Linked DNA regions of Homo sapiens: region 2 is linked to region 1. Evidence: chromatin loops called from intact Hi-C (ENCODE). Cell type or tissue: PC-3. All regions are shown on one strand.

Region 1 (8,000 bases):
CCAATTTTACTCATGTTCTAAATTCACTCAGATTCTCACTACTTCCATAATGCATTTCTTGTCCCCATAGATCTTTCCCTTCTCTAAATTCCCACAGCAGTTACTGTCTGTACGTAGTTAGCTAATTGGGTTCTTTGCACTTCAGCTTTCAAAGTCTTATGGCTTATGTAAGGGGCTTACAAGTTCCTTGAGGACAGATTCTCCCACAGTGGCTCATGCCGTGCTGCAGAGCTATCTACATGGTAAGGACATTAACATTTTTTGAACAAATTAGCTAATTAATAATTAAGTTACTCCACCTTATGTCTCTCTCATGCTAGGCTTTTTTTGTTTCTTCTACTGAGCAACAGGGGTTTGTTGTAACTTTCCACTGATCTCTGCCTGTGGTTGCTGGGCTGTGCTGATGATTCAGTCATTACTTGGGTACCCTGCCCCCTTCATGCTCAGACCTAGGAACCCAGAAGGTGAGGGAGGTTTGGATCCAGATTGAGTAACCACGTTATGATACCTTGTTAGTGTCGATTTTGTTTTGGAAGATCTTGTTCCTACTGAACCCAAGGGCAAGAAGTTGCTAGTGGAGACTACAACCAAATTAATTCTTAGCACCATATAATGAAAAGACAACAGAACCATCAACTCTTAAAAGTGATTCCTGGCCCTGGCATGGTGGCTCAAGCCTGTAATCCCAGCTCTTTGGGAGGCCAAGGTGGGCCAATCACCTGAGGTCAGGAGTTCAAGACCAGCCTGGCCAACATGGCAAAACTCCATCTCTATTAAAAATACAAAAAAAAAAAAAAAATCAACCGGGCATGGTGGCATGGCCTGTAGTCCCAGCTACTCGGGAGGTTGAGGCATGAGAATCGCTTGAACCTGGGTGTTGGAGGTTGCAGTGAGACCAGATCACGCCTCTGTACTCCAGCCTGGGCGACAGAGGGAGATTCCGTCTCAATAAAAATTAAACTTAAAATATTAAAAGTGATTCCTGATGATGCTAAAAAAGAAAAGTCATGTATGGCCTTTCCAAACACAATTAGATCACAGGCAATTTCCTGCCCACAGGTGTCCCATGAGCATCACCTGAACTTTCAAAGGCCATTTGCTTGGCCTTGGGCACCCTGTCTAACCATCCACTTCCGACATCCCCTGACCCAAACACCCCCAGGTAAAAGGCGTCTGTAGCCAAAACACTCCATTCTTACTCTGCTCGTCAGATTCAGTCTCCTGAAGACCAGAAAGGCATGAGAACTACATATTCCCTTAAAAGAAAAGCAAAAATAAAATGCCCATTATGTGATCCAAAGCTCCATTTCTGGGTCACAGTTTACTGGACCTACCTAGGACCTCAGAGTGAAGAGATCCAGAGATCATCTAGACTAGCATCTCTCTATGTCTGCTGCTTCTGATGACAAATCCCCGTGGCTTGCCTGATGTGTAATGCTACTGCCTCTGCTTAGATATTACCATAAAGAAGAAGGACCTCCTTCAGCAAATCAATGGTGGGAGATCTATGTGCCATGTGCCAGGGACTCTTTGTTGGTAGAGGAGTAACTGAAGGGCATTTGCCTTGAATGCAGTAGTTGTTTACATTCTAAAATTACTAACCCAACCATCACCACCTGCCCATCAAGAGAATATAAAGAAAGCTTTAGACCATCTTCTCCAGAAACAAGCACATAAACATATTTTCAATGTAATTTTAATAGGTTCAAAAACTCCTGAAACTGACCCATAGATCTCAAGCTAAGAATCTTTACTTTAATGCTGTTTTTGAGGACCATGCAAATGGTGCTGGTCCACGTACTAAAACAACAATTAAATTATTCTGTTTTTGTGGTGAAAAATTCAAGCCTTGGAAAGTGAGAATTTTATCTCAAATTGTAAGAAGTATCCACCTGGAGCAACTGTGTCTCAGGGACACTGAGAAGGTTAGGAACACTGAAAAGAAGTGGGACAGCCTTGCAAGCTCGTTTATGTGGCTGAATATTTCCTTGACGTGCTCATTGACATTGTGCAATGGAAACACCACACTCCTCAGCATTGTGTTGGCAACTCCTAGGTTTCTGAAGGTTAATGATTTTATGGGTCCAGGCCTCACACATGTTGCACCTTTCAAAAGCTTCATTTCTCTTTTGTTTGGAGGAATTCCCAATGACTTTTAATTAAGTGTTTTCTCTGTTGGCAGGAAGGAGACAATAAAGGGAAAGGGTTTGTGCATTCTTGCTCACAAAGCCAATGCTATGTATTTGTGGTCGATGATTGATGGGTGGAGCACTTAAGGTTGCAATTGCAAAGTAAAACCCACAGGTAGATGTTGCCTATAAAAACAGTCTTGGGAAGGTATCTTCTGCCGCACTTGCATGGTGCATTCCATGGTCTATTTGGACTCTTGAAGCTTTCTTAGGCATTGGGCTCTTGCTCCTAGGGGCATGTACTTCCTGAAGAACTTATGGACAAGAAGTCAGCCCACTTGAATGAACTGATGTCAACAGAGAGCTGGACCAGATGTTTGGGGAAGGGAAGAGGTGTGGAGATAATTACTAGAGTAGGGGATACATGTGTCACTTCTTACAAGGATTGAAAAGAAGTTTCCTATTATGCCAAGTGAGATGACACAAGAAGCAGATCTTATTTCTCAATATTGATGCCTTAGTCCAAAAGGAATGAATCCATTCTTCTGCCTCCAGGCAATGCAACATTCAAAGAGATTGGGTTTTTGTTCTTTTTTCAGCATTCTCAAAGAAGGGCATTCCGGCCTTCTTTAACCTTGCATTCCAGAGCCTCACAGTGCCTATACTCAGGAAATAACTTCCTCAGGTTTAACTTCAATCCCTCTCCCTGCAATGTGAGACCATTGCTATCCTCCAAGGATTGGAAGAACAGCTGCCTGGCACCTTGCCAGTCACATCATTCCACTTTCCCATTGTTCAGCAAAGGAAATGGCTCTGGGAATCTGTTGCTTGGCTCCTCGTCCGTCACCCAGCAGGAACCCAGGCCAGATCTTCAGGCTCCTTTGAACAGTCACTTTGCTGCTGCACCAGGTATCTACTTGGAGCACTATTTTCCCAAGCTTCTAAAATTACCACAAGTGACTTATCACCCTCTGAAAACAAAACTCTCTCTAAGGGGCTTTGAGAGATGATATAAAAGAATGTTCTACATTTTTGCAGTGCTTTACCTAACATTTGTGCCCACAGAATTTCCAAGATAGGCCTTATAGCCATCATTTTAAAGATAAGGAAATGGGTCCAGCAAGATTGGCTCAACCAAAGTTCACGCAGATAAGAAGAACAGAAGCCAAGAGTTGGCCTTCAAATTATGATACTTTTAAGTTCAGCACTCTTTCCACTACACCAGAGTAAAGTTCTGGACCATGGATGTCTTGCCTTTGTGATTCTTAGTCTAACAAACTAGAGAGGCAGATACACAAGGAAATGAGTGTTAAACTCTTCAGTCACAAGAACTGTGGAATCAGTTGGGGTTGGTTAGGAGAACAGCAAGAAAGCCTCGTGGGATAGGTAGCATTTTAGGATAGTTAAGGGAGGTTCTAGAGACAGAGCGACCTGACTTACAGTCCTGGCTCTAACACAGGCTGTGTGACACCAGACAGATTCACTAACCTCTGAGCTTCAGTTTCCTCATGTATGAAACGAAAATAATATCTTTTTCACAGGGTTATTTTGAGAAGTAAATGAGATAATTAATATAAAGTGCTTAGCACAGGATCTGACAGATAGAAGAGCTAAATAAATTTTTAAATAATAACTATTCATGTTAGGGAGTGAATAGAGCAATGAAACTGAATGGAGTTAAATTGGGAAAGGTTTCATTGAGGAAGTGAAAGTGCAATAGGAATTTGAAAGCAAGATTGGGGCTTAGGGGAGAGGACAAGAAGCGGATTATTTCTTTGCCCTCAGTCTCGCGTAGGGAGGCTAGTTTAATCTCTGCATGGGGGTTCCCAACACTGCCTGTCTGCAGATTTTCAGATTTTTAAGTCACTTTCTGGAACAGTGTAAAAGCAGTACATCATAGGCGAGGCTGTGGACGGCTGGCTTACAGGATATATGGGGAGATGCCAACGTTAAAGCAAATTCTATCCTAGAATGAGGAACAGCTTCAGTATAACTCCATTAAAAAGGGAGTGTGCTGTAATGTTGAGCTATTCTTAGTGTGGATAACTCCTTAAAAGGTTAAGTCTAATGAGCTGGCTTGCTTGCCATAGATGTGCTGCTTCTGATACAGATGAGAGGGATGACCTCTTTAAGATTCTACAAATTATTGGAAATAGGGATATTGCAATTCTTGGAACTTTCCCATTGATTGATTAAGTAAATCATCTACTAAATGCAAATCTAATTTGAAAGGTATACATTTAACAGAATTAATAAGTGAATTGAGTAGGCAAAACGTTAGAAGTAGCCAAAAAATGCCCTAACTGATTGGAGACTTCTAAACAGGCTCCAAAGAGTGAGGAACTCAAGAAGGAAATTACTGGAGGCTCTTAGGGATTGTGGCAACACTGCTTTGGACATCTGCCCAATCCAGTGTGGATTTGTGGAACATGAACCACAATGCCACAACTATTTCCAAAGGCATGTAAATCAGGAATCAGTTTCTGTTGGTGTATGACAAGCCATTTAAGGCGCCCAGGCTGAAGGACTGTGGGATGTCCATCCTGTGCCTTGGTGCTGCCAACTCACAATGTGGGTTTCTGTGACTAGTGGAATGGAGCCAGGTAGTTCCACAGGCTACGCTGCCCTGAATGTTCCTCCTGCCTGGATTGCTGGCAATGCAGAGGGAAACACTGGTCTGGGAGACCCAGTTCATAACCTGCTTTGGAAGGACACTCCTCAAAAACAGGTGCTGAAATTAGATAAGCAAAGGGAAAATGGAAAGGGAGAAAGAAAATCATATTTATTTAAAATCTACTCTATGCTAGTCACTTTACATACATTGTTTTATTTAATCCTCACAGCAATCCCCAAGATAAGTATTATTAAACTCACTTTACAAAGGTTTAGTAGCAGTACTTGGATTGGAAACCAGGTCTGACTCACTCCAAAGTCTACAAGTCCACAGTTTTTTTACTTCACAAGGTTGCCTCAGGGAAATGAACTATAGTCTAATTCCTCTGAGACATTAGGATCTGTGTGTTAGACTAGAATGAGCTAGGGTTGCAGAGTTGGTTTCAGATAATGAAGACATGGAATCACTGAGTATCACGTCAAGAGATTTGAAGGTCATTCCATAGGCAATGGGCAGTCAAAGAAGGTTTTAGAATGGGGATGGGAGCAGAGAAATAATCAGAATTGTCCTTCCTGCTCAGAGTGGAATTCAGTGTGGAAGGGAATAAGAGAAGACTGAATGGAAAAGCAAATAAAAAGGAAGAATAGGTCCTAACCCTGGCAAGTTTGTAATAAAGGTTTGAACTAGATGGCAATCAAAAGACCAGAAAAAAAAAGGTACAGAAGATTGTATTTTCCTAAAACGGCCACAGTGATATTTCTCATCACACGTGCTCTTCCAGACGCTTGTCAGTCCCCTTCAAGAGGTGGAGCCTATGTCCCCTCTCATTGACCTGGGCAGGCCTTTGTGAATACCTCAGCTAACAGAGTATGACAGAAGTGATGCTATATGATTGTCGTAAACTGGGATACAGCTTCCACCTGGTTCTCTCTGTCTCAGGATGCTTGCCCTTGTAAGCCATTATGCTGTGAGAAAGACCAGGCCACCTAGGGAGACCAACATGAAAAGAAATGGGAGCGCATAGCCACTGGCCCCTGCTAAGCTGCCTGCCAACATGGCGCACTAGCTTACCAGATGTGAGTGAGTCATCCTGAAGTGAATCCTCCAACACTTAGGGAACTTCTCCACGTGATGCAACATGGAACAGGGATAAGCCTTCCAGATAGAGCCCTGCCCAAATTGCAAATTTGTGAACAAAATAAATGATCGTTGTTTTACGTGCCTAGGTTTTAGGGTGGTTTTTAATGCAGCAAGAGATAACCTGAACAAAAAGGCCCAATGGGAGAAGATTCACTGGGTGCTTCAACCAACACACATACAGAAGAATCCTGGCCAAATAGTAACAAAAGTCAATTTTATTTACTTGATTGTGTCTCTATTGCTCTGAGGAGTAAAAATTTTAGAGTTGGAAAATATTTGTGCATCTATTTACAACCACATAACAAAGTACTAATCACTGCGTTTCTATAGTATCCACTCTAATCGGGGGAGATGGTGATGCAGATGGTCCCCCTTAATGACAAATGATCTGATGGAGACCAAACCTGCATTGAAAGTCTACTATGTGGCCAGGCATGGTGGCTCACACCTGTAATCCCAGCACTTTGGGAGGCCGAGGCAGATGGATCACCTGAGGTCAGGAGTTTGAGACCAGCCTGGCCAATATGGTGAAACCCCGTCTCTACTAAAAATGCAAAAAAGTAGCTGAGCATGGTGGTGTGTGCCTGTAATTCCCGCTACTTGGGAGGCTGAGGCAGGAGAATCGCTTTAACCCAGGAGGCGGAGGTTGCAGTGAGCCGAGAGTGAACCACTGCACTCCAGCCCGGGCAACAGAGCGAGACTCCGTCTCAAAGAAAAAAAAGAAAAAAGAAAGAAAGTCTACTATGTTTTAGGCATGATGTTAGGAACTTTCACATTCCCTTTCTCATGTAATCTTCATAAAACTCCCACACAGTCTTGCTTCTATTTTACAGTGTCCAGGAGAAGGTCTAGAAAATTGATAAAAACCTCAAACCGAACCAATGAGTGGTAGGGACAAGATTCATATTCAAGTCTGATTCCAATGCTTAGTCTCTTTCCACTACGTCATTCTCCATATTTGCCAAAAAATGATTTCCTTTGGTTTTGGTGCACATGTATATTAACAATGTTTTTTGAGTTGTTTGGAGAGGATTCTTTTTTCCTTCCGCAGCAGCATATTTACCTTTCCTAGCTACTGTTTTTTAAAAAGAGAGTTTGCATTCCTGAAGCATATACAACCCAGTGGTGTTGAAAGCAGATGGTCCAAAAGTATGCTGTGAGACATGGGGACTGAAAATTAAAAGAAATTTTTTTGGTCACAGTTATAGAGTGCTATGGTGCTATGTATATAAATATGTATAATACCGAATGTGTCACAAATAGAAGTGAATTTTTCTTTTTTATTAAGTTGGCCATCACCCTTAATAAAGATGTTTTTGCAATATAAGCTAAGATATTTTGCTCCAATGCATGAGTGTCTTATAAATTAAAGTGCAGAACACACAGTTAATTGTGCAAAACATACAGATGTCTGCTCTGATCAGTCTGCTTTAGAATTCTGTCAGGGGTTTGTGATTGTTTGAAAGGGAAGTGTTCCCTGAGAAGGAGAAGTCAATGTGGAGGGCAAGAGGTGAGAGTCTCTCCCTCTGAGTGTCAGAGGGTTCAGTGATTGGCGGAAGTAAGCGTCCAGCCTCCTCCATTCTGTCCTGGCACTGTTACTGCACACTGTGACCTTGCTCAAGCATTAACCCCTTGTCTTTTCTTGTTGGTTTCTTGGAGAACAATCACACTGCACCAGCCTTACTGACTGCAAGTTATTTCTTCAAAAAAGTCATCCGCCTTTGTGCAAATCCAAATGCTTTTTATTATAAACAACCCTCTCTTTTTCCTTTTTTCCCCCTGACAATAATGCATGTCTTCCTCAGCATGCCATTTTCAAAACCTTTGACATTTCACTGCACCTCATCATTGCCTTCATTGTGGATCGTGCCAATTTGTCAGTTTTAATCTGTCTAAAAACCTGCATCTGCCAGCATAAACCTTTTTATTTCTTATATGTTGATACAAAGATTTCACACATTGATTTTTGTGTAGCTCTGATTTCATGCAAGCTAAGCAAACAGTGACAGGTTGGTACTTGGGGTAATGAATGCTCAATCAGATTAATACAAATCAATGGCATTGGCAAGTTTTGGATGAGGCGCAGGGAGTAGGGTCTGGACAGCATGTGCTGCCAG
Region 2 (8,000 bases), 200 kb before region 1:
GTCTCGTAGTTGGGGAAGAGAAACAGTAACTTACCTTTCCTTTGTTGTGAAAAATTCTAGTATAAAATATCATTTAAACAATTTTCGTATTATTGGGCCAACATTTCTCTTCTATGTTTGAAAAACACCTAAATCAACCCCAATCCAAATGCTTTCTTCTTCTAAAGACTTTATATTGGTTGTAGCCTTGTTTTATACATGTAATTGAAGGTTAGGGAAACTGTTCTTTGCCTGTTATTGTTTTTTATTTTAAGTGTTTATTGCAATTTTAGTCATTAATGCCAAATTGCAATCAAGAAACCATTTTGTATCAGAAAATTGAACTGAGAATATGAACTATGCAACGATTGCACCACGTCTTTTGTTGAAACCTCTTGTGTAGTAATATTAGAATATTACTTTCCAGTCTTTGATAGTCCGAATGTGCTTCAAAAAAAATAGTTATTTGATTGTCGAGTCATCGTTAGTTTATATTCAATGGTTTAATGACTTCCCCTACCTTAGCTGATGTGTATGCATAGGTATTTGGAAATTATAGCAAGGCATCTATTTAACTTACGAATCTATATTACCACATTATTCATATCCAACATTTGTAAAACAGTTGGTGCTTTTTGAAGTTAAAATATATCTGCAGTTTACTCTATGAAAATGTATACATGGATCAATAAAAACATGCCAGGTAAAATTCTTCCGTGATTTTCAGTGATAACAGGGTAGTAATTTAATACAAGTGTTTTAATTTGTATTTCAAGGCACTCTCAGGTTTTTACATGTTTTCAAGTGGATTGCTCATGTTCCGAGGTTGCTATCATACAACTGATCACCCAGGCATTTAAAAGTGCATAACGACACAAGATTTTATATTTCAGCAGGCAACTGCTTCAGTCAAGGGCAGGTTTCTCAACACCCCTTCTTCCTCACCGAGCCCATCAGTGAAGTTCAGTGAAATGAATAACATAATTGGTGGTTGGTTCAATCACTACCAGTCTAGACTAGCCCAGACGCATCAATTAGAGGGGGCTGTCTTTTAAAGGGAGAGTGCAACCGAAACAAGCAGGGCATTATTGATACTGATCTTTAAAAGTGCAAATCCAGCTTGGCAGATTAAAAAAAAAAAAATAAGGCGGGGAACTGGGGCGGGGGTGCGTTGCGGGAAGAAAAGAGAAAGAAGTGAACTGGAGCTTTCGGACACAGAAGGACAGGAAGCTTGAGAGAAAAGGAGAGGATAATGAGTGAAATGCAATGCAGCACCTCCTTGGAACACACAGTTACAATTCAGTTCACAGGGCACACTGGCTCACCGTATTTTTAACTAGTTTCTCTCCCCACCTCCTTTTTAAAAATTCCTTTTTTGCCTCTGTTTCCAAAGAAATGCCAGCTCAAAACCAAGGCAGTTGGAATTTAACAGCTCTAGGAAGCTCTAGTGAGAATAAAAGCCAAATAATATGAACCAGCCAAAATTCCTTTTGCAACATTTTTCCCCAAAAGAAAAATACAGAAGATATTTCTTTTCAAGTCTCTAATTCTACCTTTAAAAAATATGTGTACTAATGAACAGTATTCATTTTAAATCTAGAACCTGGGAATATATTACTATAGGCAAGACACCTTTAGGTAAAGAGCTCATAATTTTCCATTGAATACAGTAAAATTATAAAGAATGTAACAAAGGCTTTGGTAATTTGGTAGAGGGGCTTTTTGATGAAAAAAAGACAGATGATTTAGAAAGCGAGGAACACATCAAGCCTCAGGGAAAGAAAATGTTTGATTGGTATTAATTAAAACACTGCTAATATATTCTAATAAAATCAAATTTAACATTCTAAAGTAATCCTCTTGGTATGTCAAAGGAAAAGAAAAGTATTATCTTATTTGCATCTCTGCAATCCAAATGCATTTGCTCATTCAGCAGAATTAATTTTTATCACCAGCCTGTTTTATCTCCTCACAGATTTAGTCAAAGTTATTCTTTCAAACTAGAAAGGATCAGGGTGGGGAATCCATGGAAGGTATTGGAAGACTAGTGACTGTATTTAGTACCGGCTTTATATTTTACGATGTTCTTTCTCTTCATTCGCTGTAATGGGGTGTGGAGGGAAACGGTGAGACCGCAGTGAGAATGATGAACGGTTCATTTTTCCTCTTTCTCTCCTTGTACCTGCCAGATTATTTAAGAATTTCAGCTGCCAAATTATACGAATGCCATTTATTTACGTGACTGGTGTTGGTCTGTTGATTAATGTCTAATGTTTTTCTAATTTCAGACTTTAATTTACCGAAAATTCCTAATGAAAAAGGCTCTTAAGCCAGAAACCAATTGCCTCTTATCGGTTATCCCCAACTGTAGATCTTCTATGAGAAAGTGGGGAAGTGAATGTAAAATTTTATTCACTACAAACTGAGTTCTTTGTTCCTTTATTAAGTCAAAATTTCTCCAGGAAAATTTCATATTTTTATGAAACAGCAAGTTTTATGTTCTTTATTGTTAAACTCTCACAACTGATAAAATTATCCCGAAATGACATAACCAAAATGCTTCTCCTCTCATTAGTCTACCATGACTATGATATCTTATGTAAATATGTGACTAACAAAAAAAAAATGAATGGGCCATAAATACTGAGGACCATATTTGCGTGTTTCCAAAGTGAGGGGTTCTGCGTCCTATCAAGGAGATGTAAACTACTGACTACACTACCGATGATGCTGGCTTTTTGCTCCATTGCCTTTTCAAGTCTTCAACGTAAAAGAGCAATCGCAGTTCGGTTTCACATGTATTGTTCTATAATCCAGGCAATAAATGCTAATTAGTAATGCTCAAGGATCCGACCATTCAGAGTAATTATCATAATTTACTTCTTCCTTGTTAAAGACATTCCTTGCTGATTAGAAAAAAAAAAAAAAAATTAAATCGTCGTTTTACCATTGCACTGCAGTGGAAATGCACTAGAGAGATGTTCAAGGTATAGTAACACTGTTGCGGTTGCATTCCAAGTCACCGACCTGTGCCTCTTAGCTTATTACGAATGGAATTGCCACTTAATTTCTAAGAAGAAATTCATTTAAATGCATAAAGTTTGGCATGTAGACCAGGAATATATGATTTTATTTTACAAACCCCAGGGCTCCACCTTCCCGGCCCACCCTCTTTCTAAAACCACTTACTGAGCAGAACAAAGGAAACAGCTAACTATAGAGGCATCATTAAGTGTGAACTGCAACAGCATGATAAAGTATGTGATATGACAACATATTTTATTGCACAAAAGTGCAGATAATTAAATAATTCTATAGTAACCCTGACTAATTAGCCGAAAGATCTTGAAGGAGGAATCAAGAAAATGGATCCAATCACCTTGAATAATATGCTTCGTTCTCCAAGATCACAAATTTATTTTGGTTATTTGATGATTGATTAACTCATATAGAAAGATGAGGACAAAAGCCTGTTTCTCAAAGCAGAGCTTTGATCTGGTGTCCTCTTTAGGACAAATTAATCCTATGTTTTAGAAGTGCTGAATTTAATGTAGGGCTTTCTGTTTTCAGTCAAAGATATAACCTGCCATTCTGTTGAACATTTCTCTATTATCGAGTGATCTAAGAAATTATCAACCCTTAGCTTCTTATATCGCTGCCTCAAAATATAGATGTAGCCTCGTTCACATTTTCTAATGAGTCTCCTGTTTAAGTTTGTTTCTTATTGCTTGAAGCAAATAAATATCATGGGCACAGAAGGAAGAGAATAAATAACCGTGCTGAATATTATGTATGGTGAAACCCTCCCCCCTTCCTTTATCAAGGTAATATTCCTAGTGTTCATTGTTCATTGGTCCTTTAAGAGAGAGCTTTAGCTTTTACTTGAGGGTTGTAAGCACATTAGAGGAATAATTCCCTTTGGATACTATACAGAAGGAGCCACCTGCAAAATGTTGATGCTGTTATTGAAGTCTCAAGTGGAATCAGCTTTCAAAAAATTAGATATTAGATACATCCGATATAATTTGCAATGTGTAATTATACTAATGTGCATATAGTTGTCTGTTGCTTTACATGTTGCCTACTTGAGTTTTTTTCTTTTCTTGTGCATTTCTCATCATTGAAATGGTTCCTGAGTAGAATCTTTTTAAAATAAGCTTATTTTAAAAAAATTCTTTGTTAATTAATATAGGGATACGAGGACTCTACGATCTGTGTTCTTATGCAAGAATAAATATGTGCGACCTAGATGTTGGAAATTAATTATCTCTGAAAGGGTTATCATTGTGGACACTTGCTTAATTTGTAAAATATTTGCTACTCTTGATTGATTTAGTCTTTTTCTGACTTTAGACAACTTGAAGTAATTGAGAATATTAGTTCCTTTGTTGGAATAACAAAATAGAATGCCAGGGAAATGACCTTAGGCAGAGATAATAATTTTAATTTAACCAAAGTAATCAAAACAATAACAATAATCAGCAATTTCTTTTATTGTTTTTCACTGTTTTGCATGGCACATGTTGAATACTGAAACTCTGCCTTAGGTTATTTGTGCACTAACATCAACTTCCCTTTTAACGTCTTGACATGATGTCCAAGGTCTACTGATGGCCCCACTGGAGAGCCTCCTTCCAGGGAACTGATCCCTGAAGATCTACCTATTAAGGAATAGCCCAGTCAGAGCAACAGCGAGTTGGCTGGTCAGCCTGGTAGTTGGCTCAGTAGGTGAAGAGGCTCTTGATGCAAATTTGGAGAATCATTACCATCAGGTCACAGAAGGACCCCGGGCAAGGCAATACAAGGGTCTCGATTTATGCTTATGTGTTTGGGAGACAAAAAGGATTCCAAGGGAGGCTTATATTGAGATACAAGATATGACTCATTGCAATTGAGTAGGCATAGAGCCCAAAGAAAGCTGATTTGTAGAACAGTTGACTCATAGTAGACACCTAGAATATGGTCATTCACATATTTATACTATCTGTTTCTCAAAATTTGTTTTAATGATGGAGTCCCTATTAGAAAGAGACATTTTGCGTGATGTATAGCTACCTAATACCAAAGCAATACAAGGTTTACTTTTCACCTGCTCATGTATTCAAGGATTTGCCATCATTAGATATCCAAATGAGCCATAAAAAATTGTGCAAAATGTTATTCCTTAATACATAATATTTTAATTTATTAAAAAATGAGTTTTACAAATGAGTATCAAAAGCTTAGCACCCCATCATCCCTGTCAATGTTCACAAAATAATAAATTCTAAAATCTTTAAGATGTATATTTAATTACTCATCCAAGATCAGTTATTGCATGCTTAATCAGAAAAATACCTATTAACGTTTAACACTTAGTTACTTTACAGATTAAAAAACATATTATACCTGCCATCTAGGGAGCCAGCATCCTCGGTGTATCAAAAGTGTTTAGGGCAGAAAGCAGTGATGTGTCATAGTGTACCCCTTTTGGTGTGCCTGACTTATTAGACATCTTCATTGTGTAAGCATGATGAAGAGGCTGATGATAAGGTCTTCAGTTAAAGAAACATCTACCTGAGAAGTATATTTTATTCATAACAACTTTTATAAAAAAAGAGAAACATTAATAACAACTCTTCTCAAATACCCTTATCTTTAAAATGCATGGGTTGGATTAGTTGGGCTCTAAATTCTTTTACAGCTTTAAGAATTTTTGAAGGTATTCTAAAGTATGGAGGCATAGGAACAACTCCAGAACCGGTGGATCTGGAGCTCATTTGTTCCAACAGTCGTCCTTCAAAGTTATATTTGATTCCACCTCCACGTTCTGTATTTACTAACATATTTTGCGTTGATGCTAAAACAGTAAGGACTGGAGTTCACTTTCAGGAAGGGGCAGTAGCAGAAAAGAAGAACAGCTGAAGAATGAAAAAAGCTACACAGTGGGAGAAGCAAATTCTTGATCTGAGTTCTAAGCCCATTTCTCTCAATTAACATTAACATAGAAGAAACCCCGACAAGCACCTGCCTTTCTATTTTAAGACTATATTCTTTAGGCCTGCCTTCATTTAATTTCTTGCAGTATGGTTCGTTTTTTTCCATTGGATTAACTCCTTTGAGTTTCACGTTTTTCCTTCCACTTGATTCATTTGAGTCATCTTAATATTCCTCTCAGAAGCCTACAATAGTTACAGTAACACATCATACTTCCCAAATTAAATCTTAACGTGTTCAAAGCCACCTGGAAATTGCCCTACCCCATTTTCTAAAACCACTCAGAATGTGTAATCTCTTCTTGAATTAAGTGAGCCTGCTTTCTCTGGCTTCTAAGTCATTGAATATGCTCCAGGATATGCTTTTCCTTTCTGCATAATCTGTCCCCCCACCTCTTCTACACTTTGAAAACCTTCTTCTTTATTTCTCTCCTTCCCTCCATCCTTCTCGGTTTTTCTCCTTTCCCCCTTCCTCTCTCTTTTTCTTTCTTTTCTTTCTTTCTCTCTTTCTTTCCTTCCTTTCTTTTTCGTTCTTCTTTTTCCTTCTTCCTTCCTTCATTCCTTCCTTCCATCTTTCCGTCTTTCCCTCTTTCTTTTTTTTTTCTTTTTTTCTTTCCATACCATGTTCTGTGCCATGCGCTGGGAATACAAAGACAAATACAAGGAATTGACAACACCTAACAATTCTAGTGACTTCATTCAGCCCTGCATTCCTAAGCAGTTATGTACCCACAGCTATCTTACTTTGTTTTCACTCCTTGGATTTATTTGAATCTGTCCTCAATGTCATGTGTTCTTTTGTTCTTTCCCTATGTGTCCCATTTTAGTAAGTTCCCTGTTGGATAAACCTGAAGCTTTTCTTACACAGCATTTTCTCCCAGAGCCATTAGAGTGGTGTCTCACACACACTCAGGCAATGCCATTGCTGACTGATTCTTTAGCAAGGGGAACAATGTAAAACAACAGCATTTTTCTAGTGATGCAGCATTTCATCTCTAGTGAGACTTAGCATGGTCCCCAAAGTATCATTACATTTATTTATTATTATTAAAGAGTCAATGTGATAACTTTCTGTGACATGTTCTGTTATTTTTTTAGTTGTGTTGATGTTCCTTTCAGCTGGTCCTATAGTACCCCTCCTCAGGAATGTCTCCCCAGTGCAAGGACAAAGACTGAAGAGACTGCTATATTGATGGACTCTCAAGCCAACTATGAAGTTGAAACAAAGAAAGTGATCACCTGAAGACACCTCCTCTGCTAAGAAACACCCCCAAATTGTGCAGCTTCTGCCACTAGAACTCTCAGAACAAGAGACAATCTTTTCAAGAAACAGAAAAACTCAATAATGACATCTAGATTTTCATGAGCCAAGAACTTTCCCTTCCTCATGTGTATTCCTCTGTTTGTACTTAAATTCATGTGACATTCATTTTTTTCCTAGTATGGATATGCTTATTAATGCACTTGTTTCAAAATCCCAAATTGCACAAATGTGTTAATATTTTAAGAAACAAAATGAATCCTACAAGGAGAATGATTTTTAGCCACACATAGGGTTGGATCTTGAGAGTGACCTACAGAATAAAAGTACTTTTAAAATAAAGTAGTCAGAGGCTATTCAAAGGGTAAAATAATCATAGTACCACATTGGTCCACTTGACACTAACCAATCGATCATTTTTTTTTAATCAAGAAAGCTAGATTCTATCAGATAAAATCACTGCTTCTAAAGAGTTTAAATCTAGTTAGAAAAAGTTATAGAAATGTTTGCAAAGATAAGTAACAGATAGAGTCAGTAGAGGATAAGATCAAAAACAAAACCAAGCAAAAGATGAGTTCAGGGGAGTTTGCCATCAAGTTGGCAAAACTGACTTACTTAGGGAAGAAAGTTATAAAACAGGAAAATATGAGATGAACCTTGAGTGATGTGGAAGATTTAGATAAATGGAAAGGAAGGAGAAAATGGAGTTCTTTAGGTGGTTGTAATTGGAGGAGGAAATGAATACACACATCTTGTTGACTTAAACCCAGACATTCAGCAGCTCT

Evidence for each region. Peaks named below come from ENCODE experiments on the same cell type or tissue, not always from the same donor. Only the 100,000 strongest peaks of a DNase experiment are listed, where the experiment ranks them.
Region 2: it touches region 1 in a loop (2.3-fold over the local background); 5 of 110 quality-filtered maps call a loop at or near these places.

What each region holds. Positions count from the first base shown.
Region 1 is chr11:121,887,194-121,895,193 of GRCh38, reverse strand. The region is part of intron 2 of LOC107984402 (a long non-coding RNA gene); the gene reads right to left. Among named protein-coding and RNA genes, the nearest start is that of MIR125B1, 210 kb to the left of the region's middle. In PC-3, no CTCF peak of the experiment used is centred here; DNase peaks (open chromatin) are centred at 423, 4,673 and 5,083; H3K4me3 peaks cover 1,127 bases; H3K27ac peaks cover 2,180 bases.
Region 2 is chr11:122,090,793-122,098,792 of GRCh38, reverse strand. It overlaps MIR100HG (mir-100-let-7a-2-mir-125b-1 cluster host gene), which reads left to right. Exons shown (of 5, transcript NR_137179.1): 5 at 7,053-8,000. Among named protein-coding and RNA genes, the nearest start is that of MIR125B1, 5.1 kb to the left of the region's middle. In PC-3, no CTCF peak of the experiment used is centred here; no DNase peak of the experiment used is centred here; H3K4me3 peaks cover 2,188 bases; H3K27ac peaks cover 2,939 bases.